2 separate regions of the Homo sapiens genome follow, and region 2 is linked to region 1. The links are chromatin contacts, found by Hi-C or POLR2A ChIA-PET in ENCODE. All regions are on one chromosome and are shown on one strand. Each heading gives the region's core, a stretch centred on a gene start or an enhancer-like site at or near the end of the contact. The rest is flanking DNA. Distances are from core to core; before and after follow the strand shown. Region 1 holds the start of PIGX (phosphatidylinositol glycan anchor biosynthesis class X). Region 2 holds the start of PIGZ (phosphatidylinositol glycan anchor biosynthesis class Z (Gwada blood group)).

Evidence for each region. Hi-C counts contacts between places; a loop is a spot of excess contacts on that map. ChIA-PET counts read pairs that join two places held with the same protein, here RNA polymerase II (POLR2A). Pooled maps may share reads with other maps.
Region 2: a loop to region 1 is called in a map of B cell, with 26 times the contacts of the local background. The contact joins the promoter of PIGZ here to the promoter of PIGX in region 1. A Hi-C loop is called at or near these places in 3 of 168 maps with a recorded cell type or tissue (B cell, OCI-LY7 and chondrocyte), 12 of 37 single-sample maps with no recorded cell type and 14 of 50 pooled maps. POLR2A ChIA-PET finds 5 or more read pairs at or near these places in 2 of 52 experiments (WTC11 and activated CD4-positive, alpha-beta T cell).

What each region holds. Positions count from the first base shown.
Region 1 is chr3:196,710,444-196,715,547 of GRCh38, forward strand. PIGX (phosphatidylinositol glycan anchor biosynthesis class X) reads left to right here and starts at 1,934. Exons shown (of 6, transcript NM_017861.4): 1 at 1,934-2,201. The coding sequence starts at 2,090. CEP19 (centrosomal protein 19) reads right to left here and starts at 1,807. Exons shown (of 3, transcript NM_032898.5): 1 at 1,486-1,807. RefSeq lists silencers at 1,557-1,869, 1,704-2,333.
Region 2 is chr3:196,966,290-196,971,393 of GRCh38, forward strand. It overlaps PIGZ (phosphatidylinositol glycan anchor biosynthesis class Z (Gwada blood group)), which reads right to left and starts at 2,544. Exons shown (of 3, transcript NM_025163.4): 1 at 2,398-2,544. LOC124906255 (collagen alpha-1(I) chain-like) reads left to right here and starts at 2,844. Exons shown (of 3, transcript XM_047449439.1): 1 at 2,844-2,960; 2 at 3,107-3,923; 3 at 4,012-5,104. The coding sequence starts at 2,844. The coding sequence ends at 3,922. RefSeq lists enhancers at 2,121-2,656, 2,657-3,192, 3,193-3,728 and silencers at 2,264-2,713, 2,774-2,983, 2,994-3,053, 3,164-3,223, 3,334-3,653 and 1 more.

The DNA of each region.
Region 1 (5,104 bases), core at 684-3,183:
CCAAGGCAGGAGAATCACTTGAACCTGGGAGGCGGAGGTTGCAGTGAGCTGAGATGGTACCACTGCACTCCAGCATGGGTGACAAGAGCAAGACTCCATCTCAAAAAGATGGAGGCAGGTGTGGTGGCTCAGGCCTGTAATCCCAACACTTTGGGAGGCCAAGGAGAGGAGATACCTTGAGGCCAGGAGTTTGAGACCAGCCTGGGCAACACAGCGAGACCATGCATGTCTCTACAAAAAATTTAAAAATTGGCCAGGCATGGCAGCATGCACCTGTAGTCCCAGCCACACCAAAGGCCAAGGTGGGAGAATCGCCTGAACCCAGGAGTTTGGGGCTGCAGTGAGTTGAGATGGTGCCACTGCACAACAGCCTCTCCAAAGCATGATACGCCTATTCTTAAAAAAAAAAAAAAAAAAAAAAAAAACTACTTTAAAAAATTACTGTGCTCTACCTCTAATCTGATGCAATGAGCTCACACCATTTCTCCTTCTTTTCCTTCTCTTTTCTTGCTTTTTTTTTTTTTTTAACGAATACTATTCCCAATTCACCTAACTAAAATTTGATGTTAGTAAACTACAACCTACGGGGCACATATAAACTCCACACACTGAAGCAATGGCTGTACTCGTCAAAGATGTATGCAGTTGGTACTCAAATAATGTAGTTTTTTTTTTACTAGACTCTTTTTAAAATTTAACTTTAATTTTTGCTAAAGTAATGTTTGTATTTGGAATATAAAATAATTCTATGAGGCTTATAACAACAAACTATCGTCCTTGGCCCTACTCCTCTTCATAGGGAGCCAGACTGAATTTTAAAAGGCATATCTTCCAAAATTTCTCTCTCCATTTCTTAAGAAACATGCTTATACTACCATTTTCAGTTTTTTTTTTTCTTTTGAAACAGAGTCTCCCTCTGTCGCCTAGGCTGCAGTGCAGTGGCGTGATCTCCCCTCGCTGCAACCTCCGCCTCCTGGGTTCAAGCGATTCTCGTGCCTCAGCCTCCCGAGTAGCTGGAATTACAGGTGCCTACCACCATGCCCAGCTAATCTTTGTATTTTCAGTAGAGACGGGGTTTCGCCATCTTGGCCAGGCTGGTCTCGAACTCCTGACCTCAGGTGATTCGCCCAAAGTGCTGGGGCTATAGGCGTGAGCCACCTGCCCGGCTATTTTCAGTTTTGGATAGTATGTTTTGACATACACTCTGTTTCCTCTTTGAGACACCCGCTCTAGAGCCCTCTATTCCACTCCAAGCCGCCTGGATGCTCTCTTGGCCTGCTTACAGATTCCACTCTGTTTAGGAAGAAGGACGGCACGTTTATCCAATTATTCTTCCTGGACACGAATACTCCTCTCCCCAGAGATCAGTAACTGCCCACAATCTTGTTAGGAAGCCCCACAGCACCTAAGGGTACGAATGTCCCCAAAGAGTAGACGATTCTCTCCCTACTCACGTCTCCACTAGTGCAAGGCTGGCTTTCTTACCCTTAGAGGAATACAGAAATGACATCGTCTGCAGGCCAACGTCTAAACAACCAGGAGTGGGTTTTTCCACCCAACCGCAGTGCACGCAAAGCCCCTAAGCCGACTGTGAGACCGGGCGGAGCCTGGCGCTGCAGGAAGAGGCGACAGCCACAGCCCTACTGACGAGCCCGAGGGGTGAACTCCCCGGCGGGAGGCCCGAACCCTCAAACACCGGGAAGCGGAGGTGGGGGCCGGCTGGGGGACCGGTCCACCGGCTCCCACCTCGGCGTACAGGGATTCCAGGTCCCGGCGAGCGCTGGCCTAGCGGTTTCCACAGCGACAGGCCGGGCGCGCGTCCCCGCGCGTGCGCAGCTCCTCGCCCGCCCCCGGGTGGGCGGAGCAAGGAACAGCTGGGCGGGGACGACCGCCCCACGCCGCGCGGGAACCCTTGGGGGCCGGGGCTGCAGGCAGCTGGGAACCGCGGGCGCTAGGCGCGCGCACCCAGCACTCGGTCCCAGCCGATAAATCTGGGGCAGCGCGCGGTAGGAGCTGCGGGCGGCCAGGCCCCTTCCTGCGTCCGCACCTGGCCCCGCGCGCCCCTCTCGGGCGTCCGGCTTCCGGCGTCCTGGCGGCTCGGGTGGCGGCGGTTCGGGCGGCCGCCTGGCTGCTCCTCGGGGCGGCGACCGGGCTCACGCGCGGGCCCGCCGCGGCCTTCACCGCCGCGCGCTCTGACGCCGGTAAGGGGGGCGGGGCTTGGGGGGCCAGAGCGTGGGAGCGGTCCCGGCTCCCGGGCCTCTCGGCGGGTTGCGGGGATGTGGGGACCCGGCGCGGGACCTAGATCAGTAGGGCGAGCCGGAGGAGGTCAGACACTAGAGCCGTGTGCCCTCCTTCCCTCCCGTGCGCTTTGCTCTGCGGCGGATCCCGGGTCTCCGGGAGAGTCGGGCTCGGGCCCTGCGGTTCCCAGGCTGGACTGGCCGCCCTGTTACTAAAGTTCTGAGAAGGAAAGTCAGCCGTCAAGCGTCTTGGGATGCTCTTGAGCTGCACGAAGCTTCTGATCACCAAGGGGCCAGGCAAGGCCTTAGCGCCCTGTGAGGCCTGAGAATCCCCAAACTGAATGTAGGACTCCGTGGCAAACTGCTAGTTGTTCGTGCAAGTAGTAGTTGGCAAACTGCTTGTACTACTGAGACGGGCAAGTGCGGGAATAATTACAATAAAGGGTAAGGTTTGATGGGAGGAAAGCACAAACCCTACAAGTTTCTCCATCTGTAAAATGAGGATGTTTCTGTCATCCTTGGTATCATTTAGATCCGTTTAGTATCTGTCAATCAGTGCAGTTCTGCTTGTGTGTTTACATATTGGGTTTTCAAGTTTATCTAAACAAAGGATTATGAGGCCAAGAAGATTTTTTTTTTGAGATGGAGTCTCACTCTGTTGCCAGGCTGGAGTGCAATGGCGCGATCTCGGCTCACTGCAACCTCCGCCTTTCCCAAGTTCAAGCAATTCTTCTGCTTCAGCCTCCCAAGTAGCTGGGATTATTACAGGTGCCCGCCACCATGCCCAGCTAATTTTTTGTATTTTTAGTAGAGACGGGGTTTCGCCGTATTGGTCAAGCTGGTCTTGAACTCCTGACCTCAGGTGGTCCACCCTCCTCAGCCTCCCAAAGTGCCAGGATTACAGGTGTGAACTACCATGCTCGGCCAGAAGAATTTTTAAACAGTTGGATTTGGTAATCTGTAGAGGCTTCCAACGTTAGCATTTTATAATTGAAAAGGGGTCAAAATTAGCGGGGCGTGATGGCGTGCCCCTGTAGTCCCAGCTACTCAGGGGGCTAAGGCAGGAGAATCGCTTGAACTAGGGAGGCGGAGGTTGCAGTGAGCCGAGATCGCGCCATTGCACTCCAGCCTGGGTGACAGAGGGAGACTCTGTCTCAAAAAAAAAAAAAAAAAGGAAAAAGAAGTCAATTTCCAGAGCCAGTTCACCACTACCAAAGTAATAGTTAAGAGGAAAAATGTTGAAGGTAAATTCACATTCAACAAATTCGTTTTAAAAATGGTACTTTTGCCTTTAAAATCATGACATTCTAGTATTTGCTGTACTATTTGTAAATTAGCCTTTCTCCGGTCCCAATGATCAACTGCTGTCTGGTGTACATACCAGTAGAATTTAAGCCTGTTCATAATTTTTCTTCTAATTTAATTTATAGTTGGATAGCAGTCCTCACTTCCCACCCTACCCCCATTAAAATTAAACAGGATGAAGAAAGATCTGGATTTGTGCTGGGCACAGTGGCTCACACCTGAAATTCTAACACATTGGGAGGCTGAGGTGGAAGGATTGCTTGAGGCCAAGAGTTCAAGACCAGCCTGGAAAACATAGCAAGACCCTGTCTCTGCAAAAAAATTTAAAAGTAGCCAGGTGTGGTGGCGTGGGCCTATAATCCTAGCTACTTGGGAGGCCGATGTGGGAGGATTGCTTGAGCTCAGAAGTTCAAGGCTGCAGTGAGCTGTGATCATGCCACTGCATTCCAGCTTGTGTGACAGAGTAAGGCCCTGTCTCTTTTTTTTTTTTTTTTTTTGAGACGGAGTCTTGCTCTCTTGCCAGGCTAGTGCAGTGGCGCAATCTCGGCTTATTGCAACCTTCACCTCCCAGGTTCAAGCGATTCTCCTGCCTCAGCCTCCCAAGTAGCGGGAACTACAGGTGCACACCACGACGCCCGGCTAATTTTTTGTATTTTAGTAAAGACGGGGTTTCACCATGTTGGCCAGGTTGGTCTTAAACTGTTGACCTTGTGATCTGCCTGCCTCCCCCTCCCAAAGTGCTGGGATTACAGGCATGAGTCACTGCACCCAGGCTATTTGTTCTTTTTTTTAAGAGGCAGAGCCTTGCTCGGCTGGGCGCTGTGGCCCATGCCTGTAATCCCAGCATTTTGGAAGGCCAGGGTGGGCAGATCACCAGGTCAGGAGATCGAGACCAGCCTGGCCAACGTGGTGAAACTCCATCTCTACTAAAAATACAAGAATTAGCCGGGCGTAGTGGCGCGTGCCTGTAGTCCCAGCTACTCTGGAGGCTGAGGCAGGAGAATTGCTTGAACCTGGGAGGCAGAGGTTGCAGTGAGCCAAGATCGTGCAACTGCAGTGCAGCCTGGCAACAGAGTGAGACTCCGTCTCAAAAAATAAATAAATAAATAAATAAAAATAAAAAAAGAACAAATAAAAATCTGGATTGGTACAAGATACATATGGAATTTGGGGATTTGTTTATTCAGGAAAAGATCATATGCTTCTCCAAAGCAAATACAATTTCTTTTTTGAGGGCTGGAGATTTTTCAGTGAAATGTAACTAGACAAATTCTCGAAGAGCTGTAACACTAAAATTTCATTCAATTTTAGTGTTGAAAGTGGAAGTATCTTAGGCTTTAAAAATCAGGCAAACCTTTCTTCTAATCGGTCACGTAGTTAGTTGTATGACCCAGGGCCATTTACTAATGCTTTAGAAGTTCAAGTTTCCTCCTGCAAACAAATGGCAGTGATTTTGCTTATTTTGCTATAGATCGTGAAAGTTAAAACACATATGAAAGCACCAAGTAGAGGATCTAGCATGTTAGATATTATTTAACCAGTTATTTTTTTCTATTCTTTTT
Region 2 (5,104 bases), core at 1,294-3,793, 260 kb after region 1:
CCTCAGCTTTAAAACAAGTACCTATCTCAGGGCTGTTGTGAAGATGAAATGAAGAAAATATGCAGACATAAGTGGTTGCTTTCTTTATCCATCTTGCTTAACTGCCCTAACCCCCAAGAAGTCTTCCCTAACCCTCCTTCTGAAGGACCCTGTGCAAAACTCTGCAGGCGCCATGCGCTGACTGTTGTCTGATTATTTCTCTGCCCTGCTTGGCTGAGGTCTCCCAGGCATGGAGTCCCTTTGAGATTCATCTCCAGCCTGGGTGGGCCCACTGGGGCCCATCTGTCAAGGACAGAGCAGGAGGTCCTCCGGAGAAGGTGACAACGTAGTGGGGCATCGACCATAACAAATGCGGGAGCTCCAGGGAACGACCCCCGCCCGCTGGCGTCTCTCCAGTCTGAGACCCCACTGGAGGAGCTGTCCATGTGGCTGCCTCTCGCCTTTTATCCCAGGGGACAGAGCCAACGCCAAGCATGGCAACCACCCACCTTAACCTAATCAGGATGCAGCCTGCTCATTAATTCATTCATTCATTCAGAGGGATCTGTCCGGGTGCGGGTCCAGCACGGGTCCAAATCCTGCATCTCCAGTAGCCTCCTGGGGGTCGGTCGTCGGGAGGGCTCGTGAGCGGAAGGCTTTAGGATGAAGCGACAGGGCCCAGAGTCGTGGAGATTGGACTGGGGGGCAGGGGAGCAGGCATTGACAACCACGCCGACAGGGGCATCCCGCGCGCCTGTGTGGGAGAATGTGTAGGGCAAGCAGCAGGGAGAGACCATCTCAGAGACAGGGGAACAGCCAAGCAGAAACCACTGTGCTGGGCGCGGGGGGAGGCCGGGAAAGACAGCACATCTGCGGGGCGGGAGGAGGGGAGGGAAGGGAGTAGAAACACTGCTCCCGCCAGCCGCGGGTGATGGGGACACGTGTCCAGCTCGCTGAGTCCGAGGGCCTGGGCCCGCTTTGGGTGCCCTGTTTCTCCGGCGCCCAGGTGTGTGCGCAGAACCGTGTCTGCTCCAGGGACAGCCGTGAACGAGCGCCGTCCGGAGTGGCAGGGCCATCAGGTGTGGCTCATTCCAAGAAAGGTCCGTACCTTCACATGTAAACTTCCTGGCAAAGCTGCTGGGTTGCCGCTTATGGGAGAAGGCGGCGGGCCCAAGGTTCGGCCCCTTTGTCTGAATCTGGCATTTGGAGCAGGCTTTAAGACTTCGGGAAAAGCCGGGCCCCTGTGCAACCACCAAAGGCTGCTTCTCCCGCCCTCAGGACTAAGATCTTGTTCCAGTCCTCCAGTCCTCGGGGTCTACTCCAGGGGTACAAGGTGAGAGTGGCTCTCCAGAGTCCATTTGCCTTTTGGTGCCGCACTGCATCCTCACTTTGACCCTGAGCGCTGCAGTAAGCCCTGCAGGGTGCTCCACCTTGAAGCACGGGAAGATCTGATGCTGGCCGCCTTCTTCCTTCGGTTGCCTGAAAGGGCCCGTGTTTATCCTTCGCTTCACAGAGAACGCAACACACAACATTAAACACACATAGAGAGTGAAAGAGAACAAGGCATCTTCATCAAGGAGGGCGCACCATTTAACCACCCGCGACCTTGCAGTGCGCCTCTGCAAAGTGGGGACTCCGCTCTGTAGCAGGAGATGGGGGTGTTGACGATTTTGAAAGTAGTTCTCAGTTTTCCGAGGCAAAGGTGTCTGGGGCTGACGAATGACTTTTGAGAAGAAGGAATGATGAGAAATGTCCTCATTACAGAACTTTCCCGGCCACACTGTGAGTCCCACGCAAAGACCCCATGACCACCAACCGGAGCGCTGGGTGCTCCCTGGCAGGGTCACCTTTGCTTTTTGCGCGCCCCCATGCCACCCCTGGGGCAGGAGGCCATCCTCTTATCCTGGGAGTGCAGGCCTGGCCCGAAGTGCAGCCCCCGAGGCCGGGAGCCGAGATTCTTCTCGGCTTCGTGCTCAGAGCTTTGCAGCGTGGCATGGTTTCCTCCTCTTGCCCTGTTGCTGTTTCATACCAGGGGGAACTGAGACCCAGTCGGGTTATGGGCCTCCCTGAGAACACTGGCCTCTAGCAGAAGCAGATTCAACCCCAGGCCTCAACCTGCGCCCAGACCCGTGCCCTGGAGTGGAGTTTACCCACTGCCGCCCTTCCTGGGCAAATGTCACCGCTGCCTCCGTCCCCCTAGGTCCGGGGCGGGTCAGTGCTTCGAGCCAGCGGACCCCGGCCTAGGGACAGGTGCCTGCGAGAATGCGGGGGGCGGCCCCCAGCTCCCCTGCCCTCCTCCCTAGAGGCTGGGCCTGCTGGTCTCCCGGCTGCGCGCAAGGTGGGAACGCGGCCGACTTGGTCCGCTCGCCCTCCCCGCACCCGCTCCTCTGGAGCCGCTGGGGCTGCGCACCGACTCACCCGCGCGGCCTCCGGGCTGCGCCTTCAGCGCTGGCGGCGTCCTGCCCGGCGAGGGCCAGGGTCCCAGGAGGCCCCGGAGGCGGCGGGACCGCAGGGCGGAGGGGAGGCCGTGGGAGCGGCCGGGCGCGCCTCAGCAGCGCGGAGACTGGGGCCGCCGCCGCCGGCGCAGGGCGGGCCGGGAGGGAGGAGGAGCGCGCGGGCGGGGCCGCCGTGTACGTCCCCGCGCTCCCGCCCGGCCTGGCCCCGCGGTCCCGGAGCGAGCTGGGGCCGCGCTGGGGAGGGTCCTGGGGGCGCCGCCGTCCCTCGGGCCGGGCAACGCCGGGCGGGGACCGGTCTCGCCCCGCCGCGCTCGGGCTCCCTCCCCGGCGGCCCCTCCTCGGCGAACAGCCTTTCGGCGCGGGGGGCTGTTAAACCAGACACCCCAGGCCACACTCCTCTCGTTCGAAATGACCATTTCGGGGTTCTCCGTGGCGGGGAGCTCCGCCGCCGCCGTCCCCCTTCCACGCGCGGGAGGTCGGCGAGGGCAGGGCGGGGACCCGGAGTGCGGCCCCCGGTCCTGCTTCGTGGCCCGAAACGCCTCGCAATGGAGTCACTCATGACAGGGGACTCAGCGCACGGGGCGGCTGCTGAGCCCCGCAGCGATCGGCGGGCGTGAGGGGTTCCCCGGCGTGGTTGCCCGGGAGCCTGTCAGCCCCAGCAGCCCTGACAGGAAAGGGAAGTCGAGAGGAGGCTGAGCGAACGGCCGCCACCCCCGCGGGACGCTGACCCGGGCGGACCCCGAGGGGCCTCTCCCCGCGCCAGAGCGCGGCGTGCGCGGGGAAGCGCGACCCACCGGGGTCGGCGACGGCGCGCGGGGCGGGCGCGGCGGTTCCCTCTCCTCCGCCCGTGCCCGTGGGATCGGCGGGCTTGTCGGGCTGGGAGAGCCTCGTGGAACCCGGGCATCCGGGCAGCAGCGGCCTCCGAGCCACTGTGGAGGCGCCCGGGGTCGGCACGGCGAGGCCGACGGGGACCTGACACGGTCACGCGGCGCCGGGGAGCAGGTTCGAGTGGCCGGGCGTGGCCGTGCTGCCCCTCCGCGTTCCGCAGGCGGCGACGGGCGAGCGGCCCTAGCGGGCTGCAGGGAGGACGCCGCGTGGACGGAGAGCCGGCGCCCGGGGGCCAGATCCCCTCCCGGGACGGGGCGCCAGGTCCCCGCGAGCTGCGGCGCGACGCGCGGGCACCCGTGTCCCACCCGGTGGCCTCGCCGCTGCGGGCTGCGCTGAGAGCGGGGTGGCGCGACGCGGTCCCTCACCGCAGGGGGAAGACGGCACCACCGCGTCCCGGCCGCTGGAGCTTCCCGCCCGCGCCGCCGGCCCGACGCTGCCCCCTGGCGGGAGAGCGCTGCAGGGGCCCCGGCGAGGCCGCAGGACCCGACCTCCCCGCCGGCCTCGCACTCCCGCGCCGCCGCCGAGGGTCGGCAGCCGGATCGCCCTCCGTGCCCCATAGCACCCCTCACACTAAAAACGACGACTTTATTAAGATGTGAGGTATTCTATACATACGATAAATACCAGGAAATTTAAGTACAGTACATGGAAGTATACAGTTCCATGAATTTTTTCCTTTATTTTTTAGATACAGGGTCTCTGTCGCCCAGGCTGGAGTGCGGTGGCACGATCTCGGCTCACCGCAGCCTTGAACTTCTAGGCTCCAGCGATCCTCCTGCCTCAGCCTCCCGAGCAGCTGGGACCACAGGCCCCGCCACCATGCCCGGCTCAGTTCCATGACTTCTGACACGCGAAACCACCAGGCTAGTCTCCCCCCGAGTTCAAGAAGTCCTCTCCTCCCAAAAGTACCCTCCTGCCCCTCTGCAGCTAACCCCTCACCTCCCCTCCGCCCTGGTTCCAGACAACTGCTCCTCTGATTTCTGTCACTGCCCTTTGCCTCTCTCGCAATTGCATGCAAGGAGAACCATTCACCGTGTGGTCTTTTGTGCCTGGCTTTCTTCGCTTGGCACCATGCAGCTGAGCGTCGCCCGTGTGGCGTGTGTGTGTTGTATTTTCCTCTACCTTGGTCTTGAGACCTCCCTGGAGAGCCACTGTAAAGGCCAACTCTGCCCTGACAGGGCTCCTGGGATTTGGGCGTGGGTGTTTGCCGTGGGCCTTTCATGGGGCACCTCTGTATCCTGGCTGACCTGTGACCGGGTGTCCCTCTCCCAGGAGACATATTTATCCTGGCAGATCTCCTTGTGCTTCTTGTCTGACCTGTATCTAGTTTATTCCTACCAAGATAGCTGCTCTCTAGGGAAAGCCCTGACCAGGGAAAACGTTACGTTTGAGCGTCTCAGTCAGGCATGACACAGAGCAGGCAACACAACGAAACACAGGAACTAACAGAAGTGGTCCTATTACTTACAGATCCACAGGGGAAGAGGGCACACTGAGGGCCGTCGGGAATGTCTTGGGGACACTGTACACAATCGTTGTGGGGGTGGGGGGAGCCAGAGAGAGACGGACCTGTGGGCTGAGGCTTTTATTGGAGTGCAGGGCATTACTCAAGCAGTTTTCCCAAGGGGAGCTCTAATTGGTTCACCTAGAGGAGCGAACTGGAGTCCTGTGGGGCCACCTTGTGACTTAGGGGTGGTCACTGAGACATATCTGCATAGTCCATGCAGGGTGTGGGCGTCAGTGGGGTGAGTCTAGTTGGTTGTATGTATACATCCCACAAG